Regions from separate parts of the Homo sapiens genome. Here region 1 is linked to region 2. A link is an interaction called in ENCODE POLR2A ChIA-PET data of the cell type or tissue named here. Cell type or tissue: A673. All regions are shown on one strand. Links, peaks and the distances in the headings refer to the core of each region. The heading gives the core; the rest is flanking DNA.

Region 1 (12,690 bases), core at 4,896-8,895, 100 kb before region 2:
GCTGGGCATGGTGGTGCACCTGTAATCTCAGTTACTTGGGAGGTTGAAACAGGAGAATTACTTGAACCCGGGAGGCGGAGGTTGCAGTGAGCTGAGATTGCGCCACTGCACTCCGGCCTGGGTGACAAAGCGAGACCCTGTCTCAAAAAAAAAAAAAAAAAACAAAACAAAACAAAAAAACAAAAAAACAAACAACAACAACAAAAGCAAACAAATTTAAAAAAGAAACAAACAAGGGGGCACAGTTAAATAAACTGTAGCACAGTGAGGCAAATTCAAGCAGAGGAATTATATAACCATTTACAACTGATTATTTACACACAATATCTCAGTGAGGAAAATCCGTATAATTGCATGAAACAGGAAGAAAAATGATACTGACTGTATGAACTCAATTATTTAAGAATGCATAAAAAACATTTGGAAAGAAAAGGAGCAAAATTGAATGCAGGATGCCTCTGGATGGTGGAAACGTGAGTTTTCAGCAAAGGAGACATGCGATAGAGAAGAGCCAGGGAGGGAGCCACTGTGGAAACAGGAAAGGATGATGATGGTTAGATTAGGATGTTAATAATGAAGGTGGCGGTGATCAGAGTCAGGATATATTCTGACGACGAGCATAGATGTGGAGTGTGAGAAAGAGAGGAGTCAAGAGGACAGCAAGGTTTTTGGCCTGAGCAACCAGGTACCCCTAATTGAGATGGGGACACTGAGAAAGGGGATTTTGGAGGCAAAGAAATCATGAACAAAAAAGAGGCAGCATCCTCTTGTGTGCTGAACCAGGCTGAGGTGGGAAGAGTGACTCAAAGAATCTCAGAACTCACTTGGTTCTATCTATGCTTTGTGCAAACCTATTTTCTTTGAAAATATTACTGTAAAATGTTTGTTATCTACTTAACGATCAGGGAGGAAATAATTATAGTCGTAGCCATCATTTCTTGGACCCTTACTAACTACCAGGCACTATGTTAAACACTGTACATACGATATCGTCGCTAATCCCCACATATAAAAGCACTTAACCATAGTACCAAGCACATGGTAAACTATCATTAACTGTTAGCCGTAATACCTATGAAGTATGTAACATTTTAAATAGAATGTAAACTCTGATGATTATTTTAATTACCAGAAGTTCTATTTCCTTTTTTTTTTCTAATCCACTATTCATTTTATATTATGATTTCTACTGTTTCTCAGGCTAATAGGTAGTTTTTGTATTCCTCCTTTAACAGATAGGGGAGCCATTCAGAGGTCTTAACTTTATGCAAAGGCCTCACTTTTTCAGCTGCCTCCTAAAGGCCCAAAATCATATCCACTATGTCTGTGTGAGCATTAAACCCCTAATAGCTACACATAGTTCCATACTCCCCTGAGATGTGTTATATCAGTTTACACACACTAGTTGAGCTACTTTGTTTTAAATACCTGTGCATTTCTATTTCAAGTTCTTCCAGGCATTTAAACATTTCTTGGGGTATATTTTATTTAGCCTCTCTATGTGTTAAAAGAAGGGTAATCTGAGTTAGCTCAGTCTGACACATAACCAGAATGAGAAGTAAAATATTATTTTACAAAAGCAGAAACTGAGCCCTAAATAAGTGAGTCCAGGGAGGTTGAGGCTACAGTGAGCTGTGACTGCACCACTGCACTCCAGCCTGGGTAACAAGAGTGAGACCCTGTCTCAAAAAAAGCCCCACAGAAAATAAATACAATACAATACAATACAATACAATACAATACAATACAATACAATACAATACAATACAATACAATACAATACAATACAATGTTATGATAACATGAACACAAGAAGATCCTATACCTTTTTACTTTTAAAAAAATTGTGCGAATCACAAATGCCACTTGAAGTGATAAAACTGAGTTTTCTTCATGTATTATTAGCTTTGTTTTAGGGAACTTCTGACCAGAACAAATGTTGAAAGTTAAGGCCAGGCGTGGTGGCTCACTCCTGTAATTCCAGCACTTTAGGAGGCCAATGTGGGAGGATCACTTGAGCCTAGGAGTTTGAGACTAGCCTTGGCAACATAGTGAGAACCCAAATCTACAAAAAAAAGTTAAAAATTAGCTGGGTGTAGTGGCACATACCTGTAGTCCCAGCTACTCAGGAGGCTGAGGTGAGAGGACCGCTTGAGCCTGGGAGGTCCAGGCTGCAATGAGCTATGATTGTGCCACTGCACTCTAGCCTTGTCTCAAAAAAAAGAAAAAAAAAAAAACAAAAACAAAAAACCAGCACAGTAGAAGAAATCATGAAACCTGAAACCTGAATTCTGCCACTAACCAGGTGTACAACTAGGGAACTACAACCTCTTTTTGTTTTGATTTGTCTCAAAACAGGGATATTAATACTCTTCTATAGTTTGGCGGTTGGGGGGACAACGAGATTTCATTCGTAGGATTATAATATATAGGAAAGTATTTTGGGGAAAAAAAGGTTAAGAGTTATATAATACAGAAGAAAACATCATTAATATTATTTATATATTATAAATGTTAACACTAATATGTATTATAAATGTTATAAATATAATACATAAATAATTATGTATTATAAATGATCAGGAATAGTGAGACACTAAGTGAAAAACAGAATCTTAACTAATGCAAAATTATTTTACCTTCATGTTGCAGGCTAATTCCATTAGTTTTTTTGCATTTTCTTCTGAGCGGTATCTCTTAGGAAGCTGAACCCTAAAGAACTTCAAGGCACCTTCAAAGTCTGTCAACAGCAGGTCATCTTTCGAAGTCTTGAAGAAAATACAAACACATATAGAAAAAATGTGTTGCTATAAGGATGCACAAGAAGTTTTTTATATTCTCAGCACTTTTCAGCACTTTTACAATCCCCAGAAGATACTTCTTAGCTTTTGTCAGAGCCACCTGCATACATCCACTGTTAGGGGTAATGCTAGATTTCCAGCACTTTTATAATCCCCAGAAGATATTTCTTCGCTTTTGTCAGAGCCACCTGCATACATCCACTGTCATGGGTAATGCTAGTGCACAGTGACTGCTCAGAATGAGACTACAACCAATGTATTGCAAGTGCAGAGCAGGGAATGACAGATAACTCAGCTAATAAATAAATGAGTACCTTTAATAATCCAAGGGCGACATTAAAAATAACACTTATTCCCTGAAAGAGAACAGACAAAAAGAACACTGTCAGTTTTTATATCTCGACTATTATGCTATTTGTCCTTATACCCCACATTTTTAAAGAAATTGTGAAAACTTAAGGAAGGAAATGCATTATCTCAGAACTACCTTGAAAAATAAAAACTAAAGGGCCATTGAAAAGCTGCTTAAAGACCTAGCTTCCCCTTTTTCTGAGAGAAGAGCTTTTCTTGCCCTGTTCTCATATTCAATAATAAGAAATGCTTTTCCAAAGCATTCCATGCTTCCAAACCAAAAGATCAGTCATAAAGTTGTGATCTCTCAGGAAATAACTCCTGGGGAACTTTTCCTTTATCTTGTGCTGTCCCAATCCATGCACAGCAACCACTCTGTCGATAAGCCCTATATTCCAGAACTGAATCTGCTCAAGGCTCCCTCCATTCTGCAAATCCTGGGGCTAAGAACAAAGGAGAGGAAGCACTAACATCTGTTGATCAAGTTAAACTGCTTAAGCTGCTGGGCCTCAGTTTCCATAACTAATACTCTCCTATGGGTTTTCTGAGATAATTAGCTGAAAAGTTTATGTAAATTACTTAGCATGCCACCTGGCCTTTAGTAGCTACTTAACAGATGGTTGTTTATACTACTAAAAAGCTAGAAACAATTTAAAGGTTTGTGATTAGAAATTGGTTACATAAAGTATAGCACATCCAAATAATGGGATACTTGGCAGCAACTAAGAAAAACGGCATATTTGGTAATATTTATTTCTTCTGTTTCTTAGAATATTTCAAGCTGAGTGGTAGATACAAATTCTTTATGAATTTTTGTATGTTTTGAATATAGCATAATTAAAAAGGATAGTACAGATGTGTATGTTCAAGTATATGAAATTTAAAAAGAGGATACCAAAGAGTATAAATAACAATCATATTTTTAAATATACACATAGGAGAACCATAATATATATAGTGTTCCATCCATATGGAAACCATACTATTCTGTATAGTAATTATACATACACATATATGAACACATAAAAAAGGCTGAAAGGATACTGCTTTTAACCAAACTGTTAAAGGAGGTAACCTATAGACAGTGGGATTTGTAGTATTTTAAATTATTTTTACTTATATTTTCTATAAACATATATTATTTTTATAATTATGTTTTTCTTAAACACACCACACAAAATCCAAAATTACGTCATGGCAAAGACTGTTATTTACTCTAATATCTTATTTTCTCTTTAGTAATAAATCTCTAATTTTTAGCAAATTCCTGCTCAGCTTATTTTTTAAAAAGTCTCCCTTGCAGCTAGGTGTGGTCATGTAACTAAGTTCTGACCATAAAGTGGAAATACTGGATGGAACTTCCAGGAAGTCTCTTTTGAAAACAGAGGAGGCACCCTCTCCCATCCTCTAATCCTCCTGGCTTGAATATGATATAATGGCTGGTGTGCTACTCCTCCATACGGCTAACAGCCAGAGTGAGGGGAAGGCACGCTACTGCCAACATTGACTTTTTTTCACAAGAGAGCAAAAAGCTATTTTTTAAAATCACTGTTACTTTGGGTTTCTTCATTCAATACAGCCAAAACTAATATGAACTAATACAAATGTCTAATTCAGTACGTCTTTTCAGAGTACACCTTTAACAAATACGATCATTAGCTTTAGTCCAAGGAAGTCACTTAAACCTAGATTTCCTAGCAATAAAATAAAATAATTAAAGAGACCAATTCTGTTTTGACAGAGCTGACACTCAAAACAGAATCTGTTCTCCTCAAGTACACTGCAAACAAAAGCCAAAGTGCTGTGGCCTCTGATACATACCTCACATAAAAGCAGGTCGATGATATGGAAGACCATGTAGAGAGGGAATTTTGCAGTGAAAAGAGTAAGAAACCACTGGGAGGCATACATGTGTGCTTCAAGGCTTATATCCAGGAAGTGGTTGTACAGGTCAGGAATGTATTCCTGAAATAGCAAACCAATTAGTTCTGGGCACATATGCATCTGTCCAATTCCCACTAAGGAGGCTCATAAATCTACCAGGAATAGGCCAAAAAAGTAAAATACTTGTGTTTTTCTAAAAATCTCCAAAGTGCTTAGAACACTTATCATCTGGTATTAAGCTGGCACTCAACTCTTTTTTCCAGACCACAAACTTGTTCTAAAGAAAGAGGAATCCCCAAAATGGTGACAAGTATTTGGAAAGCCTGTTTTTCTCTCCAAAGTAAAAAACATTTGGGAAAGTTTGTTTCACTTTTGTTATGAGATTCCTAACCAGTCAGCTTCAGAGCCTTGGGGAGTACTTCTTGACTGAGTTAGCTGTGGAAAAGACCCCTAACAAAGTCATCTGATCTTTTGGGAGTTTATCAGCTCACATCCATGAGGTGTGAAAGTTTAACACTTTGTTAATCTTTGCATCATAATCACATAGTGATAAAGGATAAAAATGAAACCCATCCTTAGCCACGGATCGCTAAGGCAATTACCAATGCTCCCTGGCACCATTTCCTCAATTTGGTGCTCCTTAGTCCTGTACTCTTTTTGTCAAACACAAGCTGGTTTCTCTTTTTACCTGCATGAGGCGCTCCAACTGGTAAAATTTGCAATGCAAATCTTCGAAGTTTTGCTTGAAAAGTTCCCTGAGCCCATAGTCAAACATGATCTTGACCAGAACACTGAATGCCTGTTCTTCAGGCATCTGTAACAGATAGGCAAGTTGTTGGGTAGGGAGGATGGCGGTGGGGAATCACAAAACATACAGAAGTTTTCTCAGGATATTAAATCCAGCTTTATATTATTGCCTTACCAGAAAATTTAGTGCTATGCAGAAACTCAGGCCTAAGGTTGTGTTTAAAACATTTATTCACTCAAACAAGGAATAGTTAACAATGACTACTCTTTGTCAGTATGGTTCCTGTCCTCAAGGAGTCTCTCACACAGCCAGTATTAAAATAACTGTAATAGGAATTAGACATCAGTGATAATACAAGAACAGGAAGGCCTGTATCTGCCTAAGGCAGTCAGAAACAGACTTTGTAGAAAGGACAGAATTTGAGCTGAGCAGAAATAGGCTGATATACAGTGTAGGTGTCATCTTTCCCAAATCCTGGGACCTCTGTTTAACCATTTTTCCTCCCTTAGCTGCTATTTCATTCTAGCAAAATTGTTTTTCTTCCTCACTGTTAAAAATATAGCTTGTTTTAGAAGAACCTTACATATTCTAAGGCTTGCAGTAATGCTTGAAGTACTACAAAAGCCTCCTTCACTTCTATTTACATTTATAATAATACCTACATTTTCCATAGTTTTATGGATAATTATTTCCCTGAGAACTTGGCAAGATATTTTCAAAAGAGAAAAAAGAAGCACTGGAAATGTTATTTAAGGATTGGTGTGAATGTAGCAAGCCTTCAAAAAAGTCAAGAAGGTGGGCAGGCTTCTATGGAACAAGATGATGGAGGCGGGCTGAGCACAGAAATCACTGAGAAGAAAGCAGAACTAAAGAGCAAATCAGATTAAGTAATAAGTGAGAAAAGCATAGCAGATCATTACTGGTAAGTTAAGAGTATCTGGGGCAAAAGCCCAGATCTTTGAAGTCTTTGTCATGGAAGGCAACTTCACTTTGCCACATGCAAGGAGATGTGGCCTAACCCACAGTGGTGATTCTGATGCTAAGTAGCCCATCTCCCCTCACTCTAAACAAGCACTTATAACACTCTGGCAAGCAGCAAGAGTTCAAAACAAGACATGGAGGGTCTGATTGGAAAACCCATTTTCAAGGGGATAAATGTCCTTGAACTGAAGGTGAGAACGAAGATAAATCACCCAGGCTTGTGGGACTTTGAGATATAAAGTCTCATTAAAACAACAAAACAAAATAAAAAGTCAACCTCTTTATTCATGTCATAGCTTTATCATATTTTTACATGACTACCAATAGCAACAAGCTGGGTTCAGTTAAGAAAAACCAAAGTGGTTTTTGTTTTACTTGTACAGGTTGAGCAACCCATATCTGAAAATACAAAATGCTCCAAAATCTGAAACTTTTTAAACACTGACATGATGCTAAAAGGAAATGCTCATTGGAACACTTTGGATTTTTGGATTTGGGATGCTCAACCGGTATAATGCAAATATTCCAAAATCCAAAATCCAAAATCCACAACACTTCCGGTCCCAAGCATTTCAAATAAGGGATACTCAAACTTGTATTGCAATCTACACAAAATGGCTTAATACCCTTGAATACCTGTTGCTTAGAAAAGCAAGATTCAGACTCCTTATCTGGGCTTCAAAGCTCTCCCTAGCTCTCTCCTCAACTCCCAGTCACTCAGGATACTCCAGTCACACTGTCCTCCTTTCAGTTCCTCCCATACACCAAGTGTTTCCCCAGTTTAGGACTTCTGTATACTGTACCATTCACTTTCCCATTAACACTCTATTCTCTACTCCCTTTTCAAATAGATCTATTATTTTCATAACAACATTTTGAAAAGTTAACACAGAAAAGAGCAAAAGAAAATGATATCCCTTATCATTTTCCAGGCTGCTCCTTACAGGTCACTTCCCCTGAGAAGCCTTTAATCTAAGTAAGACTCCCTTGTTACAATCTTACACCAAACTTTTTATTATACCTTAATAGCACCACTGAAAGTAATAAATGATATACTTGTGTGATTATGTGCTTAAAGCTAGTTGGATTCACAAGCTCTGTATCCAGGAGGATTGAGACCATGTCTCTTATTTACCTCTGATCTTCAGCACAGTACAGATCATAACAGGTACTCAAAACTCTTTGCTGACATCACCTGTGTGGTATTCTTGCCAAGCATTTTAAACTGAATCATGAGAAAATGAGACAAATCAAGACTGTGGGACATTTTATATGACAATTTGTCTGAATTTTTCAAAACTATCAATGGCATGAAACACAAAAAAAGGCAAAGGAGTAATTTAGATTAAAAGAATAAAGAGAAATGACAATTCAATATTTGAATCTTCATTAGATCTTGATTAGAAAAAAAGCTAGATTCTATGGAGTAGACAATTGGGAGAAAATTGAATGTGTATTGTGTATCAGACATTACTGAATCAATGTGGAATTTCTTGGATGTGATCATGGTATTATGATTATGATACAGAATTCTGTGCTCCCAGAAGGCATATATATGATCAAGTATTTAGAAGTCTTGATGTTTGTTATTTACTTTCAAGAATAATTTCAAAAAACAATTTAAGTAAAAAAGAAAATGTGTGTTTATGCAGAAAAGAGAAAAAAAGAGATGCAGAGGGAGACAAACAGAAAAAGCAGTGTGGAAAATATTAATTGGTAAACTAGATAAAGACTGTTCACCTTAACACTGTTTAGAGTTTTCTGTGGATTTGAAAGAAAATAAAAAAGGTGGAGGGCAAAGGTGTTTGCTAAGCCAATGAATGAATAAAATGGTACTAAAAGAAAACCAACTTTTCCGCCTTCCTCCTACCCCAATACCTAAATCTCAAAACAAGTATTAATGACAGCGGCTACTTTAGAGAAGATAAAACGTCCCCAAGAGTTCAACCAACATTAAAGTCTCTCCAATCATCCTATTAATAAAAAGGAAGTCTACCCCTGTACCAGTTTTCAACATTGCCGTTTATTCTCATCATATATCTCCTCCACAATGACATTAAGTTAATTTAAGGAAAAAGTTTCCAGCTATAGGTGTTAAAATTCATGCCTTAAGAGTCTGTCCAAACCCAATATAAAACCATGCTCAAGCCTAAGGTTAGTATAAGCTGAGGGAGGCCATGTGTTAAGTCATAACAGAGACCTAATTACTCACATGGAGAAGGAGCACAGCAGCAAGAAATGACTGGCCCTGGCAATAACCAATCTCTTCATCATACACAGAATAAGCCTGGAAAATAAAACACACAGAGGAAATGTAAATGAATGTAGCCACTTGTGGGCCATGGTGGCACTATAGGACCTTGAATACAGAACCCTGGAGGATGCTACCCACACTGGGACAGCATTTTGACAGACAGTAAGTGGTGCCAATACTTCTCTCCAATCTTAACTTTTTCTTTACAATGAATACAGCTATCACCACTGCATTTCCTGTGGCGAAGGAGTAGGGAAGATTAAGGAAAAACCACTTCTGCGCTAAAAAAAACTTCGTATTTCCTTGTTGTTGTTCATGATGTTCCCTCTCCTTGGGATGTCCTTTCCCTCTCTGCCTCAAACATGCACTCTTCCTTCAGGCACCAAACTTATTTCAATTCCCCCAGAATGAATTCCTCTCTTCTCTGCCTCTATGGCACCTGCTATACATGCATGGTTATTATTATATTATTACCACATTGCATTTTATTTTATTTTTAGAGACAGGGTCTTGCTCTGTTGCTCAGGCTGGAGTGCAGTGGTACAATCATGGCTCACTGCAGCGTCAACCTCCTGGGCTCAAGGGATCCTGCTCCATCAGCCTCCTGAGTAGCCTGGACCACAGGCTTGCACCACCATGCCTGCCTAATTTTTAAAAATTTTTTATAGAGATGGGATCTCAACTACGTTGCCCAGGCTGGTCTCTAACCCCTAGGCTCAGACTATCCTCCTACCTTGGACTCCCAAAGTACTGGGATTACAGGTGTGAGCCAGTGTGCCTGGCCCACACTGCATTTTTTTTTTTTTTAATAGAGACAGGGTCTCACTATGTTGCCCAGGCTGGTCTCAAACTCCTAAGCTCAAGTGATCCTACTGCCTCAGCCTCACAAACTGCTAGGATTACAGGCGTGAGCCACCAAGCCCAGCCCCACACTGCATTTTACATGTCCATCTTCTCTGCCAGATGGTAGGCTTTGTGAGGGACAGGGTGATGTTCTATTCAACCTTGAGTCAGCACCTCATATACAGCATGCGCTCACGAAACACTGTTAATGTTATTCATTTTTCTTTCTGGGAAAAGCTCTTTTGGCAAAGACACCAAAATATAATTCTTTCCACAACACCAGTAATAACTTTTCTGATAAGTGAGATTACTCTGAAACCATTTGTGGGTTCCTCTGGAATTCTTATTTTTATTTTTCTTGGCAGCAAATGATTACTACCCATCTCCTCTGAACATTATTTTGAATAGAATATTGACATCTAACATTCTTCATGGTTTACTCTTTGGTTTTTTAGTTCTTTTTCAGAGTTCTGTTTTTATGACTGGTATTTGCAGTTCTCATGTAAATGTGGTAGAAAGGGAAATTCCTATAGCTTCAACATGCTATTCCTTGTTTGACAAATTTATTTCTTGTGAAACTCCCTTTGTTTTCCACTTATTTTTTGTGCCAAAGTTGCTCTGTGTCCCAAGAAAGCAACTTAGAATTGGGTATGTTTAGAATATATAACTCTTGGCAAAATATAGTGCCAATACTTATTAGATGCTAGTCAAGTTAATATGCAACCAAGTTTTATCACTAGCTTTGGTGAAACTATAGCTTTTAAAAATACATACATTATGATCACGCATTAATAAATTTTCGTAGAATTCAATGTAATCTTATTATACCACACCCATTTCTTCAGTTTATCTGATAAGAAGGCTACAGGATGAGAAACATACATACTTTTCCAGAGACAAGATGTGCAAAAAGGGCTTTAGAAATGATCAGTTTATAATACGAGGCACCACTTTCCTATCAAATTAATAACAATTAACAAATGTTATTACCAGTATTAATACTGTGTTAAAAATGAGTAGTAATATATGCTAACACAGCTCTCTGGAAAACAGGCAATGTCTTTGAAGATATCCATTAACAGTTTTATCAGTTACAAAAGAACAGAGGCTTTAGAGTTAGTCAGAGTTGGGTTAAAATCCCACAACTCCCAATGTCTAGATATGGATTTTTTCTTTTTTTTTTTTTTTTTTGAGATGGAGTCTCCTGTGTCACCCGAGGTGGAATGCAGTGGCACAATCTTGGCTCACTGCAACCTCTGCCTCTCAGGTTCAAGCAATTCTCCTGCCTCAGCCTCCCAAATAGCTGGGATTACATATGCCCACCACCATGCCCAGCTAATTTTTGTATTTTTAGTAGAGATGGGGTTTCATCATGTTGGCCAGGCTGGTCTCGAACTCCTGACCTCAGGTGAACCACCCACCCTGGCTTCCCAAAGTCCTGGGATTGTAAGCATAAGCCACCGCGCCCAGCCTAGATATGAATCTTGAGCATGTAACTTACTTTATTTGTAATAAGAGAATAAGCCTAGTATTAATAACACAGAGTTGATGTATTCTTCTCATTTAGTCCTCTCATTTAACATGCTCAGCACAGAGCTTCACCAATTATGCAGTAATAATAGGATGAAACTGTACTGAATTTCTATAGGTAGAAAATGGAGGGGAGCATATTTTTCAGGCTGATGGACGATAAAGGAATCATATACGTGTGAAATTATATGATACATTTGGAAAATGTTTGGAGTATAAGTTTCATGTTGGCTGTAACGAAATCTGGGGGAAGAAAAGACATTTCACTAATTCATCAACACTTAATGAACACCTACTATAGACCAAGCACTGTGCCAAGTGCTACAGATGCTACCATATCTAAGAAATGATCCCTGCCCTTGAAGACATCACGGTTCAGTGGGGAAGTTAGACAAGTGAATCAACCAGAGCACAGTGAGAAGTTCAATGTAGTTAATGCATACAATATTTGGAGAAGCAGCAATAAGGGCTAAGTCAGGATATAATACAAAATATCTTCAACACTAAGCTAAGGAATCCAGGGAAATGAACTAGGACTTTTCATTTAATTCCATGGGTTATAAAGTAGCAGTTATAAAGGTTTCTGTGGAGGCCACTGAAATGATCTAATTCTGCGTTAGGCAAGGAGCAAAGAATCAACAGGCCAGAACCCAAAGGCAGAGCAGCTTTTGTAAAACTGCCAGCAATGTAAGATACTGGCCTGTACCAGGGCAGTGAAGAGAGAGAATGAAGCTAAGAGAGACATCAGTCATATCTAACTCAACCTAGACAAAGACAGGACTGAAAACCAACAGAAATGACTGTCTGCAGCAGGACAATGGTATGGGAGAAAAGGAGGACTATGTTTAATTTAAAAAGAGACAACAACTTAATGTAATGTGGGTCTTATTGGCTCTTGATTCTAACTAGCCGTATTAAGGATATTTGAATGTGGAGTAGCTACTAATTAATTGGTAAAGATGGATAAACTTATTTTTTAGAGATGTAGTATTAAAAAATTAGGATCATGATGTCTAAGATTTGTTTTAAAGTACTTTAGAAAAAAGGAAAAAAAAGATGAAGCAACTGTGACAATACATTGATAAATAATTAGTGTGGGGGATATTAACTATACTTATCAGTTAGACTAATCATTATACTAATTAATGTTTACGTTTGAAATTTTTCATAATAAACCATGTTTTAAAATGAACTGTATTTTTAAACCCATTCTGTTTGATACAATTGACAGACTTTTACATGGAGACTAATTGTCTGCTGGAAATTTAGACCTTGAGTTAATGTAGATTTGTGAACAT
Region 2 (12,690 bases), core at 5,754-9,753:
CTTCTTGACTTGGAACATGAATATAGAACCATGGTGGATGTACTATTACAATGAAGTGACACAGAACAAAATGTCAGTAAGCCAAGCCAAGCACAGTGGCCTGTGCCTGTAGTCCCAGCTACTCAGGAGGCTGTGGGGAAGGATCACTTGAGGCCAGCCTGGGCAACATAAGGAGACCCCTTGTCTTAAAAAAGAGTCAGTGAGCCAAAAATGAATGAGTGGATAAAAGAAATTGGGTCCTTAATGGTATAGATCAGAAGTTAAGAAACATTTTCTGTAAACGGCCAGATAATAAATATTTTAGGCTTTGCAGGCCTTATATGTAGTCTCTCTTGCAGCTACTCAACTCTGACTTTGTAGCATGAAAGCAGCCATAAACAATGTATAAACAAACTAATGTGGCTATGTTCCAATTACACTTTATTTACAAAAACAGGTGGCAGACCAGATTAGGCCAGCAGGCTATAGTCTGTTGAACCTGGTATGGATGAACAAGTTAAACCAACTAGCAACTACTTATCTCCAGACTTCTTATAGCAGAAAAATAAACCCACTCTTAGTAGGGCTCTCTTCCTTGCTGCCAATAGCATTCCTAACAGATACCACAATTATCTCTAAAATAAATGTAGTTTCAGGTAAAGTAATGAAGACATTGTGGTATTGGTGAAGAGGCAAATATAAAGATCAATGGCACAGAACAGAGTCCAGAAACAGATGCACACATATATGGCCAACTGATTTTCAACAAAACTGTCAAGGTTATTAAATGGAGAAAGTGACAAATAAAACAAATGAAGCTGGAACAATTAATCTGACATCTATATGCAAGTACATGAATCTCAATAGTTCACATCATATACAAAAAATTAACTCAAAAAGGATTACAAACCTAAGTGTGCTCTAAAATTATAAAACATACAGAATAAAACACAGGAGAAATCTTTTTGATCTTGTGACATAGAGATTTCTTAGGACATAAAAAGTATGAATCATAAAAGAAAAACTTGAGAACTTAATTAAAATTAAAAAGTTCTGCTCAAAAGAAACTCTTAAGAGAATGAAAAGATAAGCCAGACCTGGAGAAAACATTTGCAAGTCATATATCTGATGAAGGACGTATATCCAGAATATATAGAGAACTCTTAAGAAGAAAACAAACTACCCAACTAAAAAGGGCATTTCACCAAAGATACACAGATGGCAAATAAGCACATAAAAAGAAACTCAACATTACTAGCCATCAGGGAAATAGAAATTATAATAGGATGCCTCTATACCCTTATAAGAATGACTATAGTCTGGGCGCAGTGGTTCATGCCTATAATCCCAGCAATTTAGGAGGCTGAGGCAGGTGGACTGTGTGTCTCTAGGAGTTTGAAACTAGCCTGGGCAACATGGTGAGACCCCGACTCTACAAAAATTTAAAAAATTAGCCAGAAGTACTGGCACACACCTTGGTCTCAGCTACTCAAGAGGCTGAGGTGGGAGGATCACTTGAACCCAGGAGGTTGAGGCTGCAGTGAGATTATGCCACTGAACTCTAGCCTGGGCAACACAGCAAGACCCTGTTTAAAATAAAATAAAATAAAGTAAAATAAAATAAAATAAAATAAAATGAATGACTAAAATTCAAAACAACTCTGACAATAGGAAGGGCTGGCAAGAATAAGGAGCGACTAGAAAACCCTCGTACATTGCTGGTAGGAATGCAAAATGGTCTAGTCATATTATCCATTTTTTATAAAGTTTTATAAGGTTAAACATTACACTTACCATATGACTCACTCTTAGGTATTAGTTACCCAAGAAAAATAAAAACATATGTCTACACAAAAATCTGTTTGCAAATTATTTTTTGAGAGACAGGGTTTTTCTCTGCTGACCAAGCTGCAGGAGAGTGGCACGATCATAGCTCACTGCAGCCTCAAACTTCTGGGCTCAAGCGATCTTCCCATCTCAGCCTCCCAAGTTGCTGAGATTACAGGAATGAGCCACCAATGCCCGGCTGCAAATGTTAATGCATTATTCATAATAGCCAAAAACTGAATACAACCCAAATGTTTATTCACTGGTGAGTAGATTAATAAAAAGATTCTTATAGATCTATAAAATGGAATACTACTAAGCAATAAAAAGGAATAAACTACTAATACACACAATAACATGGACAAATCTCAAAAGCATTATTCTATGTAAAAGAAGCCATACACAAAAAGACTACATACTGTATGACTCCATTTACCTGGCATTCTGGAAAAGACAAAACTATAGGGACAGAAATCAGATCACTGGTTATCAGGGAAGGGGAATAAAGGTATGACTAAATAGATGCACGAGGGGACTTTTGGGAGTAATAAAAGTATTCCCCATCTTGACTGTGCTGGTCGTTACATGAGACTTTACATTTGTTAAAACTCAGGACTGTACAACTAAGAGGGTTGCATTTTATTGGTGTAAATTTTACCTCAAAAAATCTGACCTAAAATAAAACAGAAAAAGTATGATTTCCACAAAAGATGCAATTTGAGAACACAACTGTTCCTTTTTTTCTATGTACCCTACTAAAGGTGCTCATCCAGGATTCTGTCTTTGGCATTAACTTCACGTTATTAGACTCTCCTGTGCCACTGTATGGTATCTACTCCCAACAACAAACAATCTCAAATCTCTATCTACAATCCCTTCCTCAACTGTCTACTGGATAGAGACCTTCAGTTGGATACATCAAACTTATTCTGTCCAAAACTTAAGCCACTGATCCTCTTCCTGCTTTTTTTTTTCTTTTTGAGACACAGTCTCATTCTGCCGCCCAGGTTGAGCAGTACAGTGGCGCAATCTCTGCTCACTGCAACCTCTGCCTCCTGGGTTCAAGCGATTCTCATGTCTCAGCCTCCCGAGTAGCTGAGATTACAGGCATGCGCCATCACGCCCAGCTGATTTTTGTATTTTTGGTAGAGATGGGGTGGGTTTCACCATGTTGGCCAGGCTGGTCTCAAACTCCTGGCCTCAAGTATCTGCCCGCCTTGGCCTCCCTGTTGGGATTAGCAGGCATGAGCCACCGAACCCAGCCCTCCTGCATCCTTTTTTAATCAATGAGTTGCACTACCATTCACTCCATGGCCAAATTAAGAATTACAATCATCCTTGATTTCTCTCATTCCCATATAACTCACAAATCCTATTGACCCTTGTCTGTCCATTTTTCCCTTCTATCTTCTCTGCATAGCTAATACCTTAGGACAACCTCTTTCATTTTACGTAAGCCTACTGCAGTTAGTAGTTTGCCTGCCTTCTTTCTCTCTCTTCTCTTTCACATATGGCCACCATTCAACTTATAATTGCCAGTCTTAGTTGTGATCAAGCACTGCCTTGTTTTTAAATCCTTCCATGGTTCCTCAATGCCCACAAGATAAAGCCCAAATTCATAAGTATATCCTATTAGTCTTTTCACAACTCTGCTCAATCTGCCTTTCCAGTCACTTAGTCACAGCAAACTACTCAACTTTCCCAGGACCCACCATAAACTTTCAAGCACCCATACTTTGTATAGAGTGTTTCCTTTCCTGGAAAGTCATCCTCTCCTCCTGTGTATTCTTTAAGACCAACCTTAAATTCTGTTATCTCCTCTGGGAGATCTTAACCGTTCTAGATAGGATTTAATCACTCCCTCCTCAGGGCTACCATAATATTAGCATATATGTTTATTCTAGCATTGCTACTTGTTTTAGAAAATATTTGTTTAGAGAGTCCCTTGAACCAGACTGGGCAGAGACTGTTTGTTAAATTATCTTTATATCCCCAAAGCTTCAGATAGTGACTGGGACAAAATACACCTGAAATACATATTTACTGAACTGAATGTTACAAATGCAAAGAATGGAAGCCAAAGCAGTATGATTTTATCCTACTTGGATACTGAATATTCTACAAATTTTGGTTTAATTATAGAAAGGAAATCTGAATGACTTTAGCTTTATCTACTAAAATACAAAAACAAAAACAAATACCATCTGTTTTCATTATTCTGAGCAAGTGTCATTAAGGGCTAACATTTACAATAAGAACACTGCAAAGAGCCCAGTGCAAAACACAAACAATATATTTTGAAGTCCAACAAAGACTTCTAATGTAATTTAGCACAAATATGAAGACAAAAAAAGCAAAACAAATATTTATGAATAGTACAACTAAGAATTACATTTAGATTTGTGTTTATTTCCATGTACTCTACATTAAAAGGAACAGTTCTTTAGGAAAGTCCTGAATTGTTAAGGAAAACAATAAACATAAAAAGGCCAATTTAGCATTTAGCAGCTACTGTAAACATATGACATAAACGTTTGCAGGGATGGAGACTGCATGATGAATTGTTTATTCATAATTCTGCTTACATAGCAGGGTGGTACTAAAAAAAACTGGGCCCAGAGTTGTTTTGTGGCACAACTCCAAGAGGCACCCCATTCACAGCACAGATTATCTGAATGGCTCTCACTAGAACTGTAGTGTGCAAAGCCTATGCAACTGAACTTAGTAGCCATACTTGGACTCCCAAGTAAGACATATCTGGCTTTGGGACATTGCTCTGACATTAACTCTGTAACTGAGGGCAAATTAATGTCTGGGAGCCCCAACTGTCTCATCTCTAAAATGAGGATGTTAATATCTATCTCACAGGATTGTTATTAGGGTTTGATAACATTATTGGGCACTTACGTATATTTCAGGCACTGTATCGTGTGGTTTTTACAGAACTATCTCATTTAACTCTCACACCACAGTACCTGCCAAATAGCATCCAATAAGTGTTGGTATTCCTCCACCCCACTCTCAGCTCTTTCTAAAGAAACTCTGATCCACCTATTAGAGTTGAGGTTTGAAAACAATAAACTTAGAAAGCAAGTAGTTCTACTTTTCGTGGCCCAAAGAAACTCTAAGAACACACCTACTATTCATGTACAAAAGCAGCATACTGGAATAACATTTGTCCTTTCTAAATATATCAAATAAGGGCAATATCTTATACGGTAGAATTGGCTACAAGTCTGTTTCCTTGAGAGCAAAATTGCATTTATGGAACCAAAGGACAAAATGTTCCAAAGGCAAAATCCAGAGTCATTTCCTGGTCTCAATTTTCTACTTCTAATTTTATAGTCCTTGTTTCCTTTCACTGCAACAATACCAACTTGGCCCCACTTGATTTGCCAGTTATACAAAGCTACTTCAGGCAGTTTGGGATCCTTTTCTGAAGGATATTTAGGCCCTCAAGAAAACATGCTTAGGAAGGGACACTTTGTGCTTGAGAAGTCCCTAGATGATCAGAAAATTAAAGACGAATTCCTGATGATCTACAGTTTCCACTATTTTAATCCTACTGCAGTAAAAACACAAATGAAAATGGTTCAAACTGAGTAATATTGCTGAGCTTCAGTGTAAAAGCTGAGCAATTAAGAAGTATGTATGTTACTTATAACACTAAATAACCTTAGCTGTGTCAGAATACATGACACGAAATAACCAAAAGTCCAATTTGGATATTTGAAGATTTAGTTACTAATCTCAAACCTGCTTACACACTCATTCTGTGATCTTTGTTAAATCAGTAAATTTCTTTATGATTTACTTTATAAACCATGGCTGTTCTGATTATCAGTCTTTTTATCTTACTCTATGAAGGAAGAACCAAACAACATAAAGTTATCATTAGAATTTCTAGTATTACTTTAAAATAAAAAGAGGACGGGAAAGAACAGCAGCTTGTGAATTTATCCTGAAAAGTCAACTGAAGACAGGCCCAAAACATTTACAACTGTTTCACTAAGTAATGGGATTATGGATGGGTTTTATTTTAATTTTTTTATTTTAAAAATAGAGACAGGGTCCCATCATGTTACCTAGGCTGGTCTAGAACTCCTGGGCTCAGGCAATCCTCCTGCCTCCACCTCCCAAAGTGTGTTGGGATTACAGGCATGAGCCACTGCACATGGCCATGGCTGGGTTTTAGTTACTTCTCTTACTGCCTGGTTTTCTATATCAAGCAAACATTATTATAACTAAAAAAAAAAAAAAAAAAAAAAAAAAGACAAAGCCATTTCCATCTTGGGAGGAAAAGAAAAGCAAATACAATCAATTCTTCTACCTACAGTAGTCCTGACTCCATGTTCTTTCAAGCTTCTGGATCTTACCACGTTACAGGCTCACTTGTTTGTACAGGGCACTCTTAATATTTTCTCAACTATCACCTACTACACATAACCTTTCTTTTCTTCTTTAGGCAACAATTACATTCTCACACAGTTCGCTCATACCTAGATTCTAGTACATGATGAATTGTATCATGATGACGTATTTACTGATGTGTCTCCACTGCCACCACCACTATAACCCTCTTAATTAAACTGAGCTCATGTTCAGTAACTTTGCTGAATAAAAGATCTGCATTACAGAGGACAAGATTACCAGGTTCTTTTTTTCTTTTTTTTTTTTGGTTTGAGACGAAGTTTCGCTCGTCGCCCAGGCTGGAGTGCAGTGGCGTGATAGCTCACTGCAACCTCCGCCTCCCGGGTTCAAGCAATTCTCCTGCCTCAGCCTCCGGAGTAGCTGGGATTACAGGTGCATGCCACCACGCCCAGCTAATTTTTGTATTTTTAGTAGAGATGGGGTTTTGCCATGTTGGCCGGGCTTGTCTCAAACTCCTGACCTCAGGTGATCTGCCCGCCTCGGCCTCCCAAAGTGCTGGGATTACAGGCGTGAGCCACCACGTCCAGCAGATTATCAGGTTCTAAAAAAGCAGTATCAGAAACCAAATCAGAAGATTAGTTTCGGCATTACTGAGACAGAGTGACTTTTGTTATCTGCTATTTTAATAAAGTTTGGCAATTTTCTTTCATCTAAATAATGTCAATTAGATTTTTCAAGAAGAAAACTCTATGAGGATTAAAGAGTTTAAAAAATTAACTGATCTGGCCAGGCTCGGTGGCTCATGCCTATAATCCCAGCACTTTGGGAGGCCGAGGCGGGTGGATCACGAGGTCAGATCGAGACCATCCTGGCTAACACGGTGAAACCCCATCTCTACTAAAAATACAAAAAATTAGCCGGGCATGGTGGTGGGCGCCTGTAGTCCCAGCTACTGGGAGGCTGAGGCAGGGGAATGGTGTGAACCCGAGAGGTGGAGCTTGCAGTGAGCAGGGATCATGCCACTGCACTCCAGCCTGGGCAGCAGAGCGAGACTCCGTCTCAAAAGCAAAAAAAAGTAACTGATCTTTCTGCATAAGAAACACTAGTTCATCAATGCATCCCCAACCAGTATTTATAGAGTATCTTTGGGTAAGAGCTAAGATTCCCAACTGAGAGGAACATATAGTCAGTCAGATGGAGAAAATACATGTTCTGCTTTTATGGAAAGTTCTCACATTTTGATATGAGTTGTCAAAACATTTTATTACGAAAAATACCTGCTTATGGATGACTAGGTTAAAAAAAAAAGAAATATACCTCTATGTATTTTTTTTTTTTAATATATAAAGAGATAGGCTCTCACTATATTGCCTAGGCTGGTCTCAACTCCTGAGCTCAACCAATCCTCCCACTTTGGCCTCCCCAAGTGCTGGGATTACAGGTGTGAGCCATCACGCCCGGCCATACCTTTATGTTTTCTATAACCACACCATCACATAATACTTTTATTTAAAGGGCTTACGTAAAGCATTACCAACTCCAAGAAGCCTTCCTTGACCCTTCCCTCAAGCTGAATTAGGTTTCCATCCTCTGTTCTATAGCACCCTTTGCTCATCTACACCACAGCATTCATCTAACTATACTGATGTTGAAAATTAAATACGGCCAGAGAATCTCTACAGCACCTCCAATCAAGAGATATAGCCTATTTACCCAAAACTTTGAATAAGAACTGGACTTGTGACTTGCTTTGAACACGAGAATCCACGTGGTATAATTTCTAACCCACAGCCCCAAGGGCCTTACAGCTGCTACTCCTGTCCTAAGACTACCATGCTGTGAAGAAGCCTAAGACGAGCGACTACATGGAAGGAGACCCAGCCATCCTACTCAAGTCCAGTCCCCACCCGACCCACCAGATGAAGCTGTATGAGCGCAAGATTGGCAAAAACCAACCAGTCAATCCACAAAATCAAGAGAAATAGTTTTAATCCACTGAGTATCGAGGTAATTTGGAGTTTTTTTCTTACCATTTTTATTTTTATTTTTTAAAGAGACAGGGTCGCACTGTTGTTGCCCAGGCTGGTCTTGAACTCCTGGGCTCCAGTGATCCTCCTGCCTCAGCCTCCCAAAGTGCTGGGATTACAGACATGTGCCACTACAATGGGCAGAGGTAATCTGTTACAAAGGAAAGACTAACAGAAAAAAATGTAACAAGATTTTTAATTGTCATCTGCCCTAAGCTATAAGCATCTTAAATACAGGCACCAAGTCCACTTCATCTCTATTCTCATTCAGCCTTGTATTATTTTCTCTCTGGCTATGATGTTCTCCAGTTCTACTATCATTCCACTTGGGACTTACTGTGTTCTTTGAAGCCAATGATTTATATCGTTTATCACTTCTGGAAAATATTCAACTATTATCTCTTCAAGTATTTTCTTCCATCTTCACCATTCTCTTATTATAGAACACTTAAGATGGTTGGTCCTTCTCATCTTAATTTTCATGTCTCTTAAGTGGTCTTTCATATCTTTCAATGCTATCTTCTGGATAATTTCTTCAGATCCATTTTCCAGGTATTTGATTCTCTCTTCAGCCATGTGTAATTTGCTGTTTAACATATCTGCTGCACTTTTAATTTCACTGGCTCTAAATTTAATTGCAGAATTCCAGTTTTAGTTGGCTTAATTTTTACATTTTTTGATATTTTGTTCTTTTTAAATGTTTTCTAATTTTGCTTTAAGTCTTTAATGATTTTAATCATATTTCCCTTAAGGTTATACCTAATAATTCTAATGCCCAAGTTCCAGTGGGATTCAGTTCTGCTGGGGTTTGCTAACTTGCTCATAATAAATAATTCTTTGTATATATTTGTAAATTTTGGATTGTGTGCTCTGCTTTAAGAGGGTTATCTGGGGAAATACCATGTAGCCTGAGTGGCAAGTATGTTCTTCCAGAGTAGTTCTGCAATTGCTTCTGTAAGGTGCCTGGAGTATTATCAATCAAGGAACATACAAGCAGTGTAAATTCAAACTCTAAACATACATGAAGGCAAGCCTGTGGGAATAAATTCCCAGCAAGACCCTCCTCCAAATTAGTGTCCAAGCTAAGAAATGTAAGTTTCCTTATGTTCTTTCCTGTGAAGTACAGGTAGAATTTTTACCCTATCCTTTCAAGTTAGGAAGTAGCCCCTGAGTACACTTTCTGAGGAGATCTCAGCTCCAACACCTCTCTCTCTAAACCCAAGGCCTTACCTCTTGCCCAACGTAGTTATCAAAATCCAAGCACTTTGGTTATAAAGAATAGAAAATTCCTCAGTGCAGACCAAATGTCAGCCCATATGTATAGTTCCAGCTTTCAGTACCCTCTTTGTTTTTGTTCCTTGAAGACTGTCATTACTTTCTTGTAAATACAGCTAGGCAATTAAAAAGCTGTTTGTTACATTTCAGCCAGCTTTCCTAATTATTTTATAATGGAAACTTCTTAGGCTGTGTAGGTTATCATATTTTCAAAAATGGGAATTCCTATCCTGTGATAGTTACTAGCTGTCAAATGACCTTTCAACAAGACACTCAACTGGGACTTTTGGAGTTTTGGGGTGGAATAGTGACAGACTTTTAAAATATGTTTTCCATTGGGTACACATGGACATAAAGATGGGAACAATGGACACTGAGGACTGCAACAGAGGGTAGGAAGGGAAGGAGACAGAGGGATAAGGGTTGAAAAAACTATCTATTGGGTACTGTGCTTACTACCTGGGTGTAATTGTACCCCAAACCTCAGAATCATGTAATATACATTTGTAACAAACCTGTACATGTACCCCCTGAATCTAAAATAAAAGTTTAAAAAAACATTTCTTTTTTAAGACAGGGTATCACTATGTTGCCCAGGCTGAACTGCAGTGGCTATTCACAGGCATGCTTATAGAGCACTGCAGCCTTGAAGTCCTGGCTTTGAGCAATCCTCCTGCATCAGCCTCCTAAGCAGCTGGAACTACAGGTACACACTATCACACCCAACTCATGGTTCCACTTTTATGTTTATGTCCCAAGCATAAATGTTAGCATTAAAACAGAAACAAAGAAAAATTCCAGGACCTGGTATAGTGGCTCATACCTGTAATCCTAGCACAATGGGAGGCTGAGGCAGGTGGACCACTTGAGGCCAAGAGTTCAAGACCAGCCTGGCCAACATGGCAAAACCCCATCTCTACTAAGAAAAAAAAAAAAAAAATTAGCCGGATATGGTGGCACACTGGCACATGACTGTAATTTCAGCTATTCAGGAGACTAAGGCACAAGTCATCTGAACCCAGGAGGTTGAGGTTGTAATGAACAGAGATTGTGCCATGCCACTCCACTCCAGCCTGGGCAACAGAGCAAAACTCTGTCTCAACAAACAAACAAAACTCGAGAGCCTTGGAATTTATTAAATGTCATGTTGGCCAGGCGTGGTGGCTCACAACTGTAATCCCAACACTTTAGGAGGTCAGTGTGGGAGGATCATTTGAGGCCAGGAGTTTGAGACTAATCTGGGCAACATATGAAGACCTTGTCTCTACAAAATAAAATGTTTTAAATTCCATATTATACCACATTGAAATGGCAAAAAAAATGTGTTAGGAAGATAGATAAGATGCTCTACAAATCTTTTTTTTTTTAAGTCATTTTGTTAGTCATTCTACTAGGGGCTGAGAAACGATACAAGGTTTCAAAAAGGAGAGGACCACTGCGCAAGATATCTCCAGTAACACTATTATACCTTCCTCTGATGACAGACCTTAAAGATTTAACAATTTGAATAATTCCTCAATTCCAGTTCTATACATAATAACCTTACATAATATACAAATGTACTGAAATTAAAACACACAGAGGAAATATTTTAAATTTGGAGAACATGTTCCTCAATTTCCTTGTCTACAAAACACAATCATGCATCACTTAACAACAGGGATACATTCTGAGAAATGCCTGTTGGGCAGTTCTGTTGTATGAACATCATAGAGTGTACTTACATAAACCCAGGAAGCATAGCCCACTATACAACTAGGCTGTATGGTATAGCCTGTTACTCCTAGGCTACAAACCTGTATAGCATGTTACTATACTGAATACTGTAGGCAATTCTAACACAATGGTAAGTATGCATGTATTAAACATATCTAAACACAGAAAAGGTACAATAAAAATATGGTATTATAATCTTTTGGGACCACCTTCATACATGCAGTTGGTTGTGGACTGAAATGCTGTCATGCAGTGCATGACTATACGGGTATTTCTTTCTGGTAAAGATGACAAATCATAGTTAGAAAGAATAAGACCTAGTATTTGCTAGCACAATAGGGTGACTACAGTAAAAATGGTTTAATTGTACATTTAAAAATAACTAGCTGGGGGCGGTGGCTCACACCTGTAATCCTAGCACTCTGGGAGGCCAAGGCAGGTGGATCATCTGAGGTCAGGAGTTCGAGACCAGCCTGGCCTACATGGCAAAACCCCGTCTCTACTAAGAATACAAAAATTAGCCAGGTGTGGTGGCACACACCTGTAATCCCAGCTACTCAGGAGGCTGAGGCAGGAGAATCACTTGAACCTGGGAGGCAGAGGTTGTGGTAAGCCCAGATCCTGCCACTTTACTCCAGCGTGGGTGACAGAGCAAGACTCTGTCTCAAAAATAGTAACAATAATAAAGTAAAATAAAAAATAAAAGTAAAAGAGTATAACTGTGCTGGTAAAAAATGATTTAATTGAACATTTAAAAATAACTAAGAGTGTAACTGTGCCACACACAGTTTCTCATGCCTGTAATCCTAGCAGTTTGAGAGGCCAAGGCAGGCAGATTACTTGAGGCCACGAATTCAGTACCAGCCTGACCAACCTGGTAAAACCCCATCTCTACTAAAAATATGAAAATTAGCCGGGCATAGTGGTGCACGCCTACTGTCCCAACTACTCAGGAGGCTGAGGTATGAGAATCATTTGAAATCAGTAAGTGGAGGTTGCAGTGAGCTGAGATTGCACCACTGCACTGCAGCCTGGGCAACAGAGCCAGACTCCACCTCAAAAAAAAAAAAAAAAAAAAGGTAGAATTGAATTGTTTGTAACACAAAGAATAAATGCTTAAGGTAATGGATACCCTATTTACACTGATGTAATTTTACTCATTGCACACCTGTACGAAAATGTCTCATGTCTCATGTAATGCATATATACACATTAACGCATAAATATATACACCTACTATGTACCCACAAAAATTAAACATTAAGAAAAAAGGCAGGGCATGGTGGCTCACACCTGTAATGCCAGCACTTTGGGAAGCCGAGGCGGGTAGATCACCTGAGGTCAGGAGTTCGAGATCAGCCTAGCCAACATGGTAAAACCCCATCTCTACTAAAAATACAAAAAATTGGCCAAGTGTGGTGGTGTGTGCTTGTGATCCCAGCTACTCAGGAGGCTGAGGCAGGAGAATCACTTGAACCCGGAAGATGGAGATCAT

What was found. Peaks named below come from ENCODE experiments on the same cell type or tissue, not always from the same donor. Only the 100,000 strongest peaks of a DNase experiment are listed, where the experiment ranks them.
Region 1: POLR2A ChIA-PET joins it to region 2 with 8 read pairs; 1 of 35 experiments calls an interaction of 5 or more read pairs at or near these places.

The regions. Positions count from the first base shown.
Region 1 is chr9:123,066,712-123,079,401 of GRCh38, reverse strand. RABGAP1 (RAB GTPase activating protein 1) reads right to left here. Exons shown (of 26, transcript NM_012197.4): 15 at 8,978-9,052; 16 at 5,725-5,850; 17 at 4,974-5,117; 18 at 3,116-3,157; 19 at 2,640-2,768. Among named protein-coding and RNA genes, the nearest start is that of MIR600, 39 kb to the left of the region's middle. RefSeq lists an enhancer at 6,407-7,080. In A673, for the core only: no CTCF peak of the experiment used is centred there; no DNase peak of the experiment used is centred there; H3K27ac peaks cover 1,442 bases.
Region 2 is chr9:122,967,804-122,980,493 of GRCh38, reverse strand. The region is part of intron 2 of RABGAP1 (RAB GTPase activating protein 1); the gene reads right to left. Among named protein-coding and RNA genes, the nearest start is that of RABGAP1, 33 kb to the right of the region's middle. In A673, for the core only: no CTCF peak of the experiment used is centred there; no DNase peak of the experiment used is centred there; H3K27ac peaks cover 53 bases.